2 separate regions of the Homo sapiens genome follow, and region 1 is linked to region 2. Evidence: chromatin loops called from intact Hi-C (ENCODE). Cell type or tissue: mammary epithelial cell. All regions are shown on one strand. Each heading gives the region's core, and the rest is flanking DNA. Links, peaks and the distances in the headings are about the cores only. Region 1 overlaps ESR1 (estrogen receptor 1). Region 2 overlaps SYNE1 (spectrin repeat containing nuclear envelope protein 1).

Region 1 (5,388 bases), core at 71-5,070, 170 kb after region 2:
AGGGTTCCACCTTCCTATCTATGTGATGGCATCCCAGTAGCCATTCCCCATCTCCCTCCTTTGAAAGAGCTGCTTATACTTGCTGCTTCTAATCCCTTCCCTCCCATTTTTTCATGAACTCATTCCAAGTATATCTCCACCCCCTCCCTCTATCACGGCTGCTCTTGACAAGATGGAAAATTATCAATTCTCACCCTACTTGACCCAATAGCAGCATTTGATACAGCTGATCACTTTTTCATCTTATACCATCTTCATTTGTCTTTCACGATGCCACAGTGAGATGGATTCCATTTCAATCTCCTTTGCGGGTTCCCTCTCTTCTTTCTGACTGTCCCAAGGCTCAATCTTTGGTCTCCTTCCCTTTCCTTTTTACACTCACTACTTTGCTAATCTCATTCATCATCTCTATGCTGAGGACCCATAACATCATATCAAGTCCAGCCTCTCTCCTAAACTCCAGATTTCTCCACTCAGATGGTCTAAAAACATCTCAAATTCAACATAGCCAACACTGAACTGATTTCCTCCTCAAAAACTTGTTCCACCTGTAGACTTCCCCATATCAGTTGTTGACTCAACTTTTATCATTGTTCAGGACAAAATAATCATCCATAACTGAATTCTTTCTCTCACATACTACGCCCAGCCCATCGGGAAAATCCTGTCAGCTCTACCTCAAGATATATTTGAAATGTGGTCACTCCTCACCATGTCTCCATTACCACCCTTGTCAGAGCCACCATCGGTCCTCATTTATCACCTAGATTGCTAGAGCCTGTCCTAGCTGCTCTCCCTGCCTCAATCTTTGGCCCCCTTTGGATGTCTTCTCAACCCAGTAGACAAAGAGAACACTTGTGACAAGTCAGATCATGCTCTCAAAGTCCTGCAATGAGTCCTCATTTCCTTCAGAATAAAAGCCAAAATCTTAGTGGCCACAGGACCTTACTTTCCTGATCACATTTTCTCTCACTCCTGCCTCACTCTGCTCTAGTCACATTGGTCTTCTTCCTGTTTCTAGAATATTCCAGAACTGCTCTTGCTGTCAGGACTCTGCACTTGGTGGGCCACTTGCCTGGAATGCTGCTCCCTCCACATGGCTAACTTTCTCACCTCCTCCTTCAGGTGTTGCTCAAAAGATCTCTCAATGAGGCTTACTCTAACTTGACCCTCACCCTGCCCTGGCACTGCTGTCTCCAGCTCTTGTTTTCTTTTGTCCACAGTTCCTGTCAACTTTCAAAAATAGATAATTAAGTTGTCCACCATGTTTGCTTTCTTTCTGTCTCCCCCACTAGAATGTTAAGCACCGGGGAGGCAGGGCTTGGTGTATCCCAAAAACCCAGAACACTGCTGGGCTCATAGCATGTCCAGTGAAAAGTGCCGAATGAACAAAGCAATCAATGAACCTGGAGCTGCCATTTCCAACCAGACTATGGGCACATTAAGGCAGTTTTTCTCTAAGTTTTTTTAAGTGTGGAGATTCCATTTGATCCATAAAATCTGAAGACCTACCCCTAACACCAGTATGTGTCAGGAACTGTTCTAGGAACAAAATGGATTAAAATTTCTGCCCTCATAGAACTTACATTCTATTGGCTCCATGGATTTATAAACACTTGAACACATAGTACATACATGTGTAAAACATATTATTTAATGTTTGGTGATCATATAGAGTAGTGAACATCTTACTTTAATGCATGTATTCTCAACAGGAGTAATTATTTTCTCTGACAGGACAAATGTTAGTTCTGGAGGTCAAGAAATCTTAAATATTACAGTGGCTTGTAGTCTTCCAAAGCTCAACCAACTTCAGTTTATTTTTGCTCTCACCAAATGCAATTTGATACAATTTTTCTAATTAAAAAAAAAAGAATTGAGACACCACAATAATGTGTCAGGCTTCCTGGGTGCATAGATCTCAGATTCACCACCCATGCTCCAGAAAGACCCCCAGCTTGGCTGTGGAACCTCTAAGGTTGCAGGACTACAACCTCCTCAAAAGCTGGTGGAGGTAGGAGCCTCCCACTGCACAGCGTTGGCACGGGGACTCTTCAGTGACATATAGGAATATAAAGATTGAGAAAAAGATGAGAGGGCAAGGGAGAGACAAGGAAAAAGGCTGTGTTTATCCTAAGAAACTTTTTTTAAAAGGAAAAAATAAAAGCTCATGAGAAAATAAGCATTTGACGTTGTTCATGGATAGAAAAAGATGTGTGCCGCACCAGTGATTCCTAACAATTAAGAACTTATGCTGTCACAAATGACTAAGTGATCTTTCACTAAGGTTGATTAATGACATAATTCAAACAAAGATGGAAGAGACAACCCAACCTCTACACCTGAGAAGGCAAGGGTTGAATAGGGGGCATTTCCTGCTAAATACTTAGTCTTGAGATGGCCAGTTCACACATCAGGGAGTGTTTACACTTGCACACTTAGGTGGAGAGTTCTGGAGCTCGTCAGAGATGCCCATCCTGGCTTCCCAAACCCTTCATCCCACTCTGTTCTCCTTGTTGATGGCAGCACCCTCTGCAGATGCATAGAACTCCTCTCCGTAAACACACACACGCACACACACACACACACACACGGAAACTTTTTCTCTTCCAATGGAAGCGGTAGAACTCCACTTCAAACTTATCATCTTTGAATCCCAAAGAGGGGCAAAAGAGAAGTGATGCAAAAACTTCAGGACATCAAAGCTGTTGGCTCGCAACCAGCACTGAGGCTGGGTTCTGAGGTACAGGGGAGTGATGCTTTCTGAAAACAACTATTCAATGTCTGTTCACCACTTGTACTCAAAACCACGTTGTTCTCTCACGTACAGATAATTTCCCTTCAATATAAGAACTGTTCTTAGAGGTAAATGAGTGTGTGCATTTTGATCTATAACACACATTTTTAGAAACATGTACACAGTACAATCTCATGTGCACAGAATCTCAACAGTCAAATCGTTTGAATGACCAGAATTTTTCACAAAGCCACAAGATAACAATGAACATTCATGATGACCAACTGCCACATCCTGCAATACTTTCTGAATTACATGATGAAGCAGCATTGTGCAATGGCCTTATGGGCACACAGGAACCACACTGCCCAGAGCTCCGCCACTCCTTAGTCAAGCTAGTTATCATCTCAATGCCTCTGTTTCTTTATCTGTAAAATGTCCACAAAAATAATCCCTAACTCATAGGGATGTTGTGAAGATAATAAACACTCAATAAATGGTAGAGATTTTTTTTCCCCAAAAGAGCCTTAGTGTGAATTTATTATTATTGTGTTCTAATTCCTTTTCAAAGTTATAATCTATCTATGGTATAAGTTGACACCACGTCAGAATATTCATTACAAGATATCTAATTCTAAAATTGTGAAGTTTATTATTGTAGCATGGACTGCTATTTGCCCACCAAATATCCATTCAACTCTTTTTATTAAAAGAACTCATTTATTCCAGGTACAATTGCACAGCTTAAAGACTGTATTTTCAGCGTTCCTTTTAGACAGATGTATCTGAAGTTCTGACCAGTAGATATAACAGGAAGCACAGAGTGTGATGGCTGAAGCTCCAGTAGCCCCATTAGGCCAGGAGTCGACCTTGAGAATGTAAGCCTGTCCCAGGATAAGGGAATCGAAGGTCAGATGAGCTTGGGTCCCTTTGACTGTGGAGTTGCCATACCACTGGTAAAATAAGTCTGGACTAATTTTATGTGAGAGAAAAAAATAAACTTTGTCTTGGTTATGCCAAGGCTTTATCTTGGGGTTTTCTGTAATATGTGGTTGATTCAAATCCTAAAACAGTCACATCTGAAATAGGATTTATTCTACAATAGATTCTATTTCTTACCTCTGTATTCTTGTACCTAATTCATTTAAGTATTTGCATGTATAACTACTTTAAGCTTGTAGGATAGCTTAAAGCACTTAAATGTAGCCCCAAATCACTAGTTAGTATTAACTCCGAAAACTGGCAGGGGTCAATACCTAGAATTTTTTTTTCTTAACTGTAACAACATGTAAAAACAAAACAATCAAATTTTAATTGTTTTTGGTTAGTGGTAATAAGATTGTTTGAAGAGAAAGGCATGAAAGCATGGAGGCAGATCACAAAATACAAGTGAAAAGAAATACACAAGCTGAATGTTTAAAATGCTTTTTAGAAACTGGTTTCTATCCTAGTTTTGCAAAATTCCAGGCTCTCTCATGATTTTTTTGTATAGTTATGTAATAGTCTTAAAAAATTAGGCTCAAATTAATTATATCCAAATCCTCGAAATCACCAACAATGATAATAGCGAATATTTTTGAACACTTACTAGGGGACTGGGTCGCCCAATGGCAAAAGTTGTGTCCTTCAACGGCTGTAATATACAGACATGTGGGTCGCACGTGGTGGTTCACACCTGTAATCCCAGCACTTTGGGAGGCCGAGGTGGGCGGATCACGAGGTCAGGAGATCGAGACCATCCTGGCTAACACAGTGAAAGCCCATCTCTACTAAAAAATACAAAAAATTAGCCGGGCGTGGTGGCGGGCACCTGTAGTCCCAGCTACTCGGGAGGCTGAGGCAGAAGAATGGCATGAACCCAGGAGGCGGAGCTTACAGTGAGCCGAGATCATGCCACTGCACTCCAGCCTGGGCAACAGAGTGAGACTCCATCTCAAAAAAAAAAATTTTATATATATATATATATTTATATATATATATATATATTTATTTATATTTATATATATTTTTATATATATTTATATTTACATATATATGTATGTATACAGACATGTATTTGTCACATGGAAGAGAGAGAAAGGAGAAGGGTTGTTTTTTTTGGAAAAGAAAGTCAAATAATGATAAAATGATACAACTCTTTAAACATGCACGATCACTTCTTTAGCCTATGCTAAGTTTCAGTAAAAGTGTCCTAGAATTCAAATTGTTTCCCTAATACTAAACTATTCTATGTTATTAACCTTTCTCTACCTCAGTGCTGTCATCCATAAGTTGGGCATACAATGGGGAAAATAAAAGCACTCAGCTGAGTTAACAGGGGTAAAATGCTTGGAACAGCACCTGGCACACAATTAGCTACTATCTGCAACAGATAAATTAGTAAACTCTGCTCCATTTCTGCTCCTTCATGTGTGAAATGGGCAGAGAGTAATAACAGTATTCATATTCCTCATGAAATAACTGGTACAGTAGAATGAACGTTCTGTGAAGGCAGAGATCTGGTCAATTTTGTTCTCTGGTGTGTTTTCACACACAGAACTAAAAGAACTAAAAACAGAACTACCATTCAACCAAGGAATCCCACTACTGGGTATATACTCAAAGGATTATATATCGTTCTACCATAAAGACACATGAACGCGTATGTTCAT
Region 2 (5,388 bases), core at 87-5,086:
CCCGTGCCCCAAGGAAAGCTGTAGGGTAAGGCTCCGATAGGTTTCTCTGTTGCTATTTGAGGTAGGCCTTCCTGGTGTTTCTAGGGAACAAGACAGGCAGTTTGAGAAATTTATCACATGCTTGAAAGCACTATTAATAAATCAGGTATGTTTTCCCGAGAGAAAAGGCCGAATCCAGCCAACCCCTAAGGGTATGAGTCGGCACACCCTTGGTATCATTATACAGATAATAGTGATAAGCTGCTGACATTCATTTAGTACTTAATGTGTTTCAATTATTTAGTGCTTAATTGTATACATGCTAAGCATTGTATGTGTTTTACCTCATTTAACCCTCACAAGAATCCCATGACATGGCTATATTCCCAATTTATAGACAAGGACACTGGGGATTAGAGGTGTAAAGATGTAGGATTTGAACCCAGGTCTCCCCTGACTCCAGACCCTACCCCGTTAACCGTACCACTCTGCTGAAGGGCCATTGATGGGTAGAAGCCTTTAAACAATGGTTTTAGAGCTGAGGCCACCACAGGCTGCCTCAGGTAGTTTAGGATTAGCAAGAATGTTTGGTTTGGAAAAAAAGAAGACCTGGGTCCTAACTTGATTCTGGAAACTTGTCTCCTGAACCATATATCCAGGAAACACTGGGTTTCAAAGACAAGACACATAAGGGCAGGATCAAGATCACGGACAATCTAGATGTTTCTGCAAAATAAATCTGTTACATACTGCCAGTGTTAGCCGAAAAGTAACAAAATAAATTAGAAGTTTCTTCTCATTTGGCTTTAAATGATGCATGCACGAAATTAACTCATTTTCATTTCCTTGATTATAAACAATTTTCAAAGTGAGTCATACCCTATGTGCATGGCATTCAGACTTCTCACAATTGTGTGTCCTACACACTTTCTTTTGAAGGGTGTGATTTTAGCCACTACTCCCTCCCTGCCATTCTCCTTATCCCGCAATTGTCTAGGTATTTTGGGACAGAGATGAAGCAACTCCTGGGCAGCTATTTACCTGGAAATTTGAAGGAGTGAGGGAAGTGAGAAAAATAAATAAAAATTTACTTGTAGCAAATAAGCACGTTTTTTGCTGGACAGAACTATCTGATATATCTGTATTGATGATGTTCCTTAAGGAGGCTCACACATTTAATTTTTCCTATATAAACACAATCTAAACTGGCATCCATGTATGTAATAAGACCAGAGGAGAATGACCAGTGGGTAGTCAACAAGTTGCCTTTGTTCTTTCCCTTATGAAATTTCCCAAGACTCTAGAAACTTAGGTGATTTTTAGCACAGTAGCTAAATATTAAAAATAACCCTTTCCCTGGGACCATTAGCTTCTTGATACTAAAATCGCTAGAACAAGTTCCCCCTGAAGATGAGGCAGCTTTGGGCATGTTGAAACTCTGGTAATTACCCCAAGGGGACAGGCATTTTCCCAGTGGATAGTTCGGATATTTTCAAGGGCAGCCAGCTGCACGGACAGTCACTGAATATTGTGTGTTCTCTCTGTCCCCATCTCAGCCCATGACTTCTTCCTAGCTTGGCGTTCTTCAGCATTAGAAGTCATGCACAAATTAAATTTTAATAAAAAATGCTCTGATGCTGTTAAATGTGCCATGTCCTTCAACAGACTCCAACATAGGAGTCCACATTCTGTAAATGGTGACATTTTTATCAAAAATGGGCAAGTAAATTAGTCTCTCTGGCCTTCAGTTTTCTCATTTGCAAAGATGAGGGGTGCATTAATATCCTAAAATTATTTTGGCTGTCATGATTTATGATTCAATGGTTTGCCATTTTTCTCAGGAGTGAACAGGTCAATGGGCAGCCCTTGTTTTGATCTTGATCTTTGACCTAATTGCACAAAGAATTTAACAGTTGACAAACAGGAGCTATTCAGCTCTGTCAGATTGTACTATCAATTATATATGTAAATCTTCCCATCACTAAAGTTCTTAAATGTCTCCTAATGAAAATTAGTCAGGTATTTAATAACTAGGAATTGTGGGAGCTCTCTTCAGTCACTCTGTTATAACTCATCTAGCTACAGGTGTTGAGTGTTGGTTGCCAGGGCATATTTTAAAGTCAGGGGAAGGATGTTTTGAAGAAAATTTGATCCAAAGTTTGTGGGTAGCTATCCTATCCTTCTTAAGACACTTTAAGGCAAACCATTGAATCATTGCAAATGAGAAAACTGAAGGCCAGAGAGACTAATTTACTTGCCCATGGTCATGTAACTGCCTCAAAACAAAATGTCCCCACGTCCACACACGGATTTGATGATCTGCAGGATACTGTGAGGCCTTATGACCAGAGGCTTTAGACACGAGGAAACCACTTGTTTCCAAATATTTTAGGATGCAAGTTCAGGATTCTCTTCTTTGCTTCTACATGTGAGATACCTGTGAAATGAATACGACCTGAATTACCATTACCATTATTCCTATCACCAACCAGCAAAACATTTCACAGCAGAGAGTGCGGTGGGCAGGGATTTTGGAAGCCTGAGTCCCTGCTAGGCCTCTTCCTTTAACTGTAGAATCTGAAGCAAGTCATTCAGCCTGTCTAGAGTCTCCAGGTTCTGGTAGTTAAAATCACAGGGTTGAAATCTTCTGCCACTGGCTGTGTGAGCTTGAGCCAGTTATTTCACTTCCCTGAGCTTTCTTTCACATCATCTGTAAAATGAAGTTAATAAGTACACACCGCAGAGGACTGCTGTGGGGATTAAATGACAGAACCCAACATAAATGCTCAGAGTGCTGCCTAGCAATTAGAAGAGTAAACATGAACTGTCCTTAGCTACTCCCCTACAAAATTAGGAGATGAACTGGATGCTCTCTAAGGCCCTGTCTCAACATGAATATTTTATGCTCAGGTAACTCAAGAAGTTTCTATTTTCCTTTTCCATTAATAAGGTATATGACATACTTCTTTTATGTTCTACTATATTTTCACAAAATATACTTTTTTTTTCCCTCAGCTTATTAGGAATAACTCATTGGTCTTAGCACAAGGGCAGTTAATCAGTTTGACCACTAGATGGTGATTGAGCTCTTGTGGCTTCTTGGGAGATTATTTATACTGACAAATCAGTAGAAGACAAAAACATCGAACAGTAAACTTTAAAGTTAGAAGACCATCTATGCTAATTTGAAGAGGTTAGTGAAGAGGTTGACACCTAGAGATGAAGTGAGTTGTTCAAGGTTACATTACCCTGCCGTTACTTGTGTGGATTTCAGAAAAGAACATGCTTCCAATTTAAACCAGTGATTTGATTTTTCCTTACACCACAAGAAGTGTATAGAAACACTGCGTGCTGCCTGTTTCTTGGGGTTTCTGCAGAACCAATATCTGTTTTTGAGATAGAGTCTCGCTCTGTTGCCCAGGATGGAGTGCAGTGGTGTTCCGATCATGGCTCACTGCAGCCTCCGCCTCCCGGGTTCAAGCGATTCTCCTGCCTCAGCCTCCCAAGTGACTGGGACTACAGGCACACGCCACCAGGCCTGACTAATTTTTGTATTTTTACCATGTTGGCCAGGCTGGCTTGAACTCCTGGCCTCAAGTGATCCGCCAACCTCAGCCTCCCAAAGCGCTGGGATTACAGGCGGGAGCCACTGTGCCCAGCCCTCTCCCATTTTTCTTTGATGGTTTAATAAAAGAGTTTTGAATACTCCCTCTGTTCCCTTCTAAGGGGATTCTATCTGTTTTTAACATTTATTTTCTTAGGTGTCACTCCGCATCCCCCACCGATATTAGGGTAGTCTGTCTTCAGAAATTAATAGGTAATAGGTGAGCTACAAACATAGTGCTTTCTTCTGGACCAAACCTACAGTTACCAATACAGCTTTCACACGCTCATATTATTTCAGTAGCCTCACATACAATGTCCTTATCCTTGGTGATATTAAAACTCTTAAGGAATTTATACTAGTTGTGAGGGAGTGTTTCTTTTGGCTACATCTTTTATTTTTGTTCATTCAATGTTGTATGGGTCTGAGTGTACACCAAATGCCTGTCGTAAACAACATTTCTTTCTTCATCTTTTCTGCTAGTAACCAAAAAAAGGTAATGGCTGTTCACAAAAAGAAAACAGTAGCACCCAACTCAGAATCTACTTCCAGATTCTGTATTTTCCAGGCAGTCCTTCTTAAGAGTTCTGAAACCTGTACTCAATCTCTAATGCACTGTTTAAAAGGAAGATAAAAGTGAAATAGAAAAACTTGTCACTTTGAGTGTAGAAGGGGCTGTAGGATGACAGTCCATCCTCCTCAGAAAATGGTGTCCATTTTCCAAAGTAATGACGTCAGTGATAGGATCAGCCTAGCATCTACATCATACAACACCAGTGTTCTGTAGACAGACTCCACTGCTATTCCTTGTTCGTACAGCTTTGGAACCCGCTAATGTCAGGGCCTGATGCTGATTCAGTGCAAGATGAAACCAGGGTATGCTCTATGATTAATGAAGCTTTTATGGGTCTGTGCAAAATGACAAAGACTGTTTTTATTTTTGCTGCATGGATTTTGGCATATCCAGGATGGCTAGATGGGATACTTGGTATGATTCTGACAGCAACTAATTTTGCTTAACAATGTTCATGATATTCTTAAAACAAAAATATGCTGCATCAAATATCTACATTTTAATTATTCTGGATCTACTTAATTCATGCTAGTAGAATGTGTATAGAGCAGTTATTTTCGTTGATAGAAAATGTTTCACCACATTAAGGGGTAAAAGGAGTAGAATTTGAACCTAATTACTTACGTTTAGTTGACTGACTAAATGTTTATTTCTTGTCAGTGCAGTTTCCAACAACCTCATTTGATGGTGGGGGGTGACCTGGGCACACTGTGGAAGGCTGGCAGCTGATCGCCAGGCTGGGGTGTGCTTGGCATGGCCCTTTAGCTTCCAGGAAGGTGCAGAGGCAAAAAGCAGCGTCCCTCCGACACTGGAGTTATCTGAGTAATTTATGTCCATTCTTCTCTCAGGTCCACAAAAGGTGGCTCCGATTCCTCCCTTTCTGAGCCAGGGCCAGGTCGGTCCGGCCGCGGCTTCCTGTTCAGAGTCCTCCGAGCAGCTCTTCCCCTTCAGCTTCTCCTGCTCCTCCTCATCGGGCTTGCCTGCCTTGTACCAATGTCAGAGGAAGACTACAGCTGTGCCCTCTCCAACAACTTTGCCCGGTCATTCCACCCCATGCTCAGATACACGAATGGCCCTCCTCCACTCTGAACTAAGCAGATGCCATCTGCAGAAGTGCTGGTAGCATAAGGAGGATCGGGTCATAAGCAATCCCAAACTACCAACAAGAGGACCTTGATCTTGGCGAAAGCCCTCGGTGTGGCAGCTTTAGCCCTCCTCCAGATCACATGTG

Evidence for each region. A loop is a pair of places that touch in the nucleus more often than their neighbours do. Peaks named below come from ENCODE experiments on the same cell type or tissue, not always from the same donor. Only the 100,000 strongest peaks of a DNase experiment are listed, where the experiment ranks them.
Region 1: a loop joins it to region 2, with 14 times the contacts of the local background. A loop is called at or near these places in 3 of 110 quality-filtered maps.

The regions. Positions count from the first base shown.
Region 1 is chr6:151,956,179-151,961,566 of GRCh38, reverse strand. All of the region lies in intron 4 of ESR1 (estrogen receptor 1), which reads right to left. Among named protein-coding and RNA genes, the nearest start is that of ESR1, 150 kb to the right of the region's middle. In mammary epithelial cell, for the core only: no CTCF peak of the experiment used is centred there; a DNase peak (open chromatin) is centred at 3,046; H3K27ac peaks cover 849 bases.
Region 2 is chr6:152,122,294-152,127,681 of GRCh38, reverse strand. It overlaps SYNE1 (spectrin repeat containing nuclear envelope protein 1), which reads left to right. Exons shown (of 146, transcript NM_182961.4): 146 at 5,006-5,388. The coding sequence ends at 5,246. It also overlaps a transcript of ESR1 not described here. Among named protein-coding and RNA genes, the nearest start is that of SYNE1-AS1, 260 kb to the left of the region's middle. In mammary epithelial cell, for the core only: a CTCF peak has its summit at 3,050 (motif pointing right); a DNase peak (open chromatin) is centred at 91; H3K27ac peaks cover 573 bases.